Regions from separate parts of the Homo sapiens genome. Here region 2 is linked to region 1. A link is a contact called in ENCODE Hi-C or POLR2A ChIA-PET data. All regions are on one chromosome and are shown on one strand. Each heading gives the region's core, a stretch centred on a gene start or an enhancer-like site at or near the end of the contact. The rest is flanking DNA. Distances are from core to core; before and after follow the strand shown. Region 1 overlaps INTS4 (integrator complex subunit 4). Region 2 overlaps NDUFC2-KCTD14 (NDUFC2-KCTD14 readthrough).

Region 1 (3,319 bases), core at 450-2,949:
GCAGAAAACAAAAGAGGCTTTTAACTAATTTAAGCAGAAAGAAATTTATTACAGAATGTTACATGGCTCACAGAGTTGTTGGGAAGGCTAAAGAAACAGACTAGGTGGAATATCCAGGAATGATTTCCAGAGCCACACAATGAGTGGGCCACCAAGGAGGCTGATGTTCCTGCTATGATCAGGAAAGCTGCCTATTGAGTCAGGATGCTACCAATAAAGCTGCTGGCTCCAGAACCATGTCTTGCATTCTGCCTTTCTTCCCACTTAACATTATTCCCTATGCAAAACTCATGCGAATGTGTTTGATTGACTGATAATAAATCATGTCTGGAACCTAGCTCAAGGGAATCTGAGAAATGCAGTTTTTAACTTTGCAGCTTATGTAGTCTAGGAAGATACAGTAGATGAAGATAGGAATACCACGAGTGAGTGAGCCAAATCCAGTATATGCCATAAGTACCAACTGCTGTTAGCTCCAGTTTACTCACCTGGGGGACTTGGTGACTTGCTGGGTGCAGGGGTGGGAGTGAGGAACTGAGAGATAAATGGGTGGTCTGATACTCTAGTAATCCAATAAAAAGTTGAGGGTGTCCTGGGCTCCCCTGGGAGTGCCGTGGGCTTGGGCTGGACAGGTCGTGGGGAGAATGCTGGGTAGGTGGGTGCAGCTGCAGCCACAGGAGAGCCAGAGTGTGCAGCATGTGTCCAGCGTGAGCCTCCTGAGCTTCCACCTGGGTCACTTAGTCTTTGTGCCCCTGGGAAGCCTCTAGAAGCCACACAGAGGCCCATAGCAACTCTCATGCCCTGGAGGGTCTCACCAGCCACTCCAGTGATGGGCCCCCCAGTAGCTCTGGGACCCAAGCAGGGATGATTCACAAAGTCCCTACCTAGCACAGGCCTTCACAGTTCAACAAGAAAATCCTACTGTTGACTGGATTTTTAAAAATCAGTGGAGGAGATCACACTAGAAATGATAGATACTGCAAGAAACAAAGCTTGAGTGAAAGCTTGTTACCGTAATGAATGGACTCACACATATCACTGCTTTGCAGTGATAGCATCAGCCAAAAGGGCTGCAGAACATGAATCGTTAACAAGTTGAAATATGTCAAAGATGGCTGTGTGGTGTGAAGAAGCTGCATTAGCTGCACAGGCTAAGCCTAAATGATATTCCAAATGGCAGAGTGTTCACCTGAATACCATCACTGTAATCAGTAACAATAAAAGATAGGGAAAACTGAATTATTTTTTAGGTTGAAATGATTTTAGCATGGCAGTTTGTTCTCTTGCCACTGTACATTGAATCATATACTTGATATTTATTGTGTGCCTGTGATGTGCCAGTAACAGTACTCTAAACTAGGAGTCCCCAGACTACAGCCTGTGGACCAAAGCTGGCCTGTTGCCTGCTTTTGTATGTAAGATCTGATTGAAGCACACCCACGCTCATTTGTTTAGGTATTGTCTATAGTTGCTTTCATGCTACAATCACAGAGTTGAGTAGTTGCCACAGAGACCATACGGCCTGTAAAAGCTAACATATTTACTATTTGACCTTTTACAGAAAAAATTTGCTGACCCTGCTGTAAGCTCTGGGCAGTCCACAGCTCTGTAAGCGGAGATTCCAGTCCTTTCTATACCTCTTGTGAAGCGATTTCTCTTCTCCCTCAACAAAGTGTTTAGTTTTGGAGGCCACTGAATGAGGTTGTTGGCCCTGAGCCCAGTAAAATACAGTCTACTTCCTGACTCATCCCCACCTAAATAAACATTTAGATTTTGTCCTTGACAGTTTTATCCTGTTGGCACTAAAGCAAGTGCAAAAGGCACAAAAGCTAGCCAATTTGGTGATCAGCTGCAGTGCTGGCTCTTAGAAGGTACTCGCCTTCATGGTCTGGGTTTCCTGAGATGATAGTCTTGCTAGGCAGTGGCCGGCCAGATCACTGTCCTAAGTTTGGGGCTCTGTGTTTCTAGCTTGAGTGTGTATTCAGGAGCATAGGCAGGATGGTGAAAAATCTGGAAAGGGAAGCAGATGGACCATAGCACTGAGGGCACCTGCGATGTTTTACAACCATCATTGCAGACATGAAGTAATTTGCTAAGAAGAGGCAGAAGCAGGATTTGAGTTCAGCTTTGTCAACTCTAAAATCCATATTCTGTGATGTGCAGTGATTTACAGGGGATTCCTGTATCACATGAGATTAGATCAGTTGACCCCTGGGGTTCTCCACAACTTACACTTTCTGAGTTGTTATGGAGTGAAATGTTAGCCTTTCATACAGAAGGTTCTCTGATGAGGACTGGAGCCATGTATTTGTTAGTATGAGTGTAAAACAAATTTCACTGTCATACACAGTGCCCTGTTTTGTAATCCAAACAGCCATTTAACCCAATGAAGATCTCACCTATGAGCCAGATGCTGTGGCTTGCACCTGTAGAACTGTTGCGAAGATTATTGTAATGATATGTGGCAAAAGCATTTTGAGAATATCAGTTACATAGATAATAGTTGGACATTTATGGATGTTTGCTTTAAAATTTAAACTAACTGGCTGGGCACAGTGGCTCATGCCTGTAATCCCAACACTTTGGGAGGCCAAGGTGGGCGGATCACGAGCTCAGGAGATCGAGACCATCCTGGCTAACACGATGAAACCCCATCTCTACTAAAAATACAAAAAATTAGCCAGGCGTGGTGGCGGGTGCCTGTAGTCCCAGCTACTCGGGAGGCTGAGGCAGGAGAATGGTGCGAACCTGGGAGGCAGAACTTGTGCTGAGCAGAGATCACGCCACTGCACTCCAGCCTGGGCGACAGAGTGAGACTCCATCTCAAAAAAAAAAAAAAAAAAAAAATTTAAACTAACTGGCTTATTTAACATACTGGACATGTTCTTGACATTTTGTAACTAAATCAAATTTTATAAATGTAATCATGTTTAAACTCACTAGCAGGCAGGGTTGAAGGGGATTGTCTTTTAAGGAATGCTGCAGTCATTTGTCTGCTATTTCTCAGTATGAATAGTGACCTCCTGTTTTTCAAAGTTTACATTTTTGTGTTAAGTCCATGAAAGTGCTGTTGCTATACACAGTGTTGTTTCAGGAACCATATCACCTTAGAAGTGTTCCATAATAGAGAATTGTTCTTTTGGAGTAAAATAGCTCATTATTACCTGAAACAGAAGGGGCTTCATTTATCAGAGATAGAAAGAAATATACTACTTTTCTGATGGGAATTCTTTTACACACTAACCAATGAAGAACATGGGATTTTTTAGTTGAATTATTTAAAATCCTCTTTTTGCGTTGAAACTTTTATTGTCTTTTA
Region 2 (3,319 bases), core at 307-2,806, 130 kb before region 1:
CTCAGCTCGAGCCGTAACAAACATGGACCAGAAGAGTGCAGTTGCAAGATTTAATAGAGTGAAATAGCGTGAAAACAGAGCTCCCATACAAAGGGAGGGGACCCAAAGGGGGTTGCCATTGCCGGCTCCAGTGCCTGGGTTTATATCCTGATCATCGTCCCTCCCGCTGTGCTCTCAGGCAACAGATGATTGGCTATTTCTTTACCTCCTGTTGTTGCCTAATTAGCATTTTAGTGAGCTCTCCTTACTATCTGATTGGTCCCATGTGAGCTAAGTTGTAAGCCCTGTGTTTAAAGGTGGAAGCGGTCACCTTCCCAGCTAGGCTTAGGGATTCTTAGTCGGCCTAGGAAATCCAGCTAGTCCAGTCTCTCAGTTTCATGCAGACTGGGTCTGCTGTGTTCTTGGGTCTCCAGCATCCAGCCCTGAGCCCACCCACACACAGTAGGTTTGCTCCCTGCAGCAACATCATAAACTCCAGTGCCCCTACCTACATCCTGCTGCCACTGCGCCAGTGCCGCCCTGGTGAGTCATCAGACCCAGTGTGCTGGCCCCTGGGGTGATAGAGCCTCTAATGGAAGCTTGACAGACTGTGTGTCTCCCAATCCTTGAAGCCCAGAGTGCCTGGGTCAACCTGGCTTACCAGGCAACTCCCACTTCGGAGATCTGTTAGCTTTGTCCTTTGTGAGAGGCAAAATCACCTTCCATTCAAATTAAGTCCTAGTGGCCGGGCGCGGTGGCTCACACCTATAATCCCAGCACTTCAGGAGGTTGAGGCGGGCGGGTCACCTGAGGTCAGGAGTTGGAGACCAGCTTGGCCAACATGGTGAAACCCCATTTCTACTAAAAATACAAAAATCAGCCGGGCGTGGTGATGCGTACCTGTAGTCCTAGCTACTGGGAGGCTGAGGCAGAAGAATTGCTTGAACCCGGAAGGCGGAGGTTGCAGTGAGCCAAGATCACGCCATTGCACTGCAGACTGGGGGCCAAGAGTGAAACTCCATCTCAAAAAAAAAAAAATAATAAAATAAAATAAAAAATCAAGGCCTAGCAAGGAGAATGTTGGTTGCCTTCTCTCCCTGGGGAAGGGATGACTCACAGAACAGGAGTGGTGGATGGAGGACAGACAGCCACCGAAGAGACAGAGAAAAGACACAGAAATGAGGCTGGATTCCAGGCGGAGAAAATTAAAAGGTGCAGAAAGAAGGCAAAAGAGGAAGAAAACAGCAGAGAGACACACAAAGAGAAAAGAGCCAGAGAGAAAGAGGAGCAGAGTTAAAGAGAGAAGAGACACAGGAAGAAGTGGAGGGAGAAAGAGGAAACAGAAAGGAAAAAAAGAAGAAAGAAAGAAAGAAAAGAGACAAGGAAGAGAGAAGGAGAAGACAGGAGAAAGGAAAAAGAACATGGAGCAGGAAGTGAGTTTCTGAGGGTACTTTGAATCAGCCAGAAAAAATGCCCGTACTTCAGATTCCAGGAAGACATGACACGGGAAACGGGGGCAGCCTTGGCTTGGTTCTCAGCTCCTGGCCAGCGGCCAGCTCTGGTTTCAGCCCTTGCCTGCAGCCCCGGAAGTCTGTTGGAGGTCAGACTCTGAACATGGGGCAAAAACATAAACAGGGCAGCCACACTCTGTGTGCCTGGATGGTGGGCACAGCTTTCTTAGTAATTTGGAAACACTGAATAAGAGCTCAAAAAAGTGCCTACTCCTTGCACAGTGCCTTAGCTATCAAGGATGCTCACTGCAGCACTATTATAGTAGAGAAAGAGAGAAAAAATACAGAAGGAAGGAGAGAAGAAAGAAGTAAAATGTGGCTTAGTAGATTTATGATACATTCATACAACACAATGCTCTGTCGCCATTTTAAAAAGTGGTACAGAAGAGCCCTTCATATGGGGGAAATCGTCACGATACCAGGTGGAAAAAATGAGTACACTTTTTTTTTTTTTTTGAGACAGGGTCTCACTCTGTCTCCCAGACTGGCTCACTGCAGCCTCAACCACCTGGGCTCAAGTGATCCTCCCACCTCAGTCTCCTGATTAACTGGGGCTACAGACACATATCAACATGCCTAGCTATTTTTTTTTCTTTTGTAGAGACAAAGTTTCACCATGTTGCCCCAGGCTCATACATGTTTAAATAAATCTTTTCTTTTTTTTTTTCTTTTTGAGACAGAGTCTTGCTCTGTCACCCAAGCTGGAGTACAGTGGTGAGATCATGGCTCACTGCAGCCTCAACTACTGGGGCTCAAGCAATCCTCCCGCCTCAGCCTCCTGAGTAGCTGGGATTACAGGAGCACACCACCACACCTGGCTAATTTTATTTATTTTTTTTGTATTTTTTGTAGAGATGGGATCTCTCCACATTTTCCAGGCTGGTCTTGAACTCCTGGGCTCAAGCGGTCTGCCTGCCTCGGCCTCTCAAAGTGCTGGGATTACAGGCATGAACTGCCGCACCTGGCCTGGTTAAATAAATATTTTAAATGGCATGATTCAAGTTTTGTTAGTGGATATATATGTAGTAGGGGTGGCACCAACCCTGTCCCAGTTCAAGGTCCTCTTGAAATTCAGTTCAGCCCAACCCTGTGGTCAGAGACACCTGTTTTTTTGTGTTTTTTTTTTTTTTTTTGTAATCTAAAGTCCAGACTCTACTCCTTCCCTCCTAGCCCCATATTCTCCCTTCTGGGGAAATTCCCATGAGTTTTAGGCAGGGCGCCAATTCCTGGCCCTTGCTCCCGCTATGGAATCCCTTGCAAGAGATGGGATTCTTTTGCTGGCAGCCCCTGGTACATCCGGGCCTGACCGTGACCACAGCAGCAGTAGCCATCCAGTTCTGCAGTGTGGCTCCAGTCAGGCTCCTGGCCTGGGCCCTCTGAACTCCTGGTCCTCGTCCTTTGTGAACACTGATAGTCTTCTAAGAAATTCTCTTTCTGTTTCAGGGGGTGACATTGGCCTCTGTTGCTTGTCCCCAGGATCCCTCTCTGACACCCCTGCTGTGTTTGCTGTGGGGAGTTCTGCTGCCACCACCCATTAGGTATGCAGGTCACCCCCTCTCTTGGGTCCAGGTGTCTGGGCTGTGTGAGATGGTGGAGAAGCTGTTCACTTGGGGTAACCAGCTGGGGCCTACGCACTTGGGCTGGGGAGCCAGTGAGCGGGGAGCCAGATGGGGTGCGGTTGATTCCTCTCCAGGAACCCAAGGAGGACAAGTTGGGAGAGGTCCTGGGTCCAGGCCATGGGAGATGCCCTTCTGAGTGACAGTGGACAGTTGGTAAACAATAATTGTTTGCACGTGGTCCTGGGCACCAGAAAATTGGCCCTGCAGGCC

The links. A loop is a pair of places that touch in the nucleus more often than their neighbours do. ChIA-PET counts read pairs that join two places held with the same protein, here RNA polymerase II (POLR2A). Pooled maps may share reads with other maps.
Region 2: a loop to region 1 is called in a pooled map, with 1.9 times the contacts of the local background. The contact joins two enhancer-like sites. A Hi-C loop is called at or near these places in 1 of 168 maps with a recorded cell type or tissue (HepG2) and 4 of 50 pooled maps. POLR2A ChIA-PET finds 5 or more read pairs at or near these places in 1 of 52 experiments (OCI-LY7).

Annotation. Positions count from the first base shown.
Region 1 is chr11:77,912,836-77,916,154 of GRCh38, reverse strand. All of the region lies in intron 15 of INTS4 (integrator complex subunit 4), which reads left to right. Among named protein-coding and RNA genes, the nearest start is that of INTS4, 80 kb to the left of the region's middle. Within about 2 kb of position 1,699, at least 10 of the 41 ENCODE cell types and tissues checked have a DNase peak (open chromatin) inside an H3K27ac peak, as active enhancers do.
Region 2 is chr11:78,038,373-78,041,691 of GRCh38, reverse strand. It overlaps NDUFC2-KCTD14 (NDUFC2-KCTD14 readthrough), which reads left to right. Exons shown (of 3, transcript NM_001203262.2): 2 at 2,934-3,028. The coding sequence ends at 3,028. It also overlaps a transcript of KCTD14 not described here. Among named protein-coding and RNA genes, the nearest start is that of KCTD14, 17 kb to the right of the region's middle. RefSeq lists a silencer at 1,452-1,511 and an enhancer at 1,148-2,104. Within about 2 kb of position 1,556, at least 34 of the 41 ENCODE cell types and tissues checked have a DNase peak (open chromatin) inside an H3K27ac peak, as active enhancers do.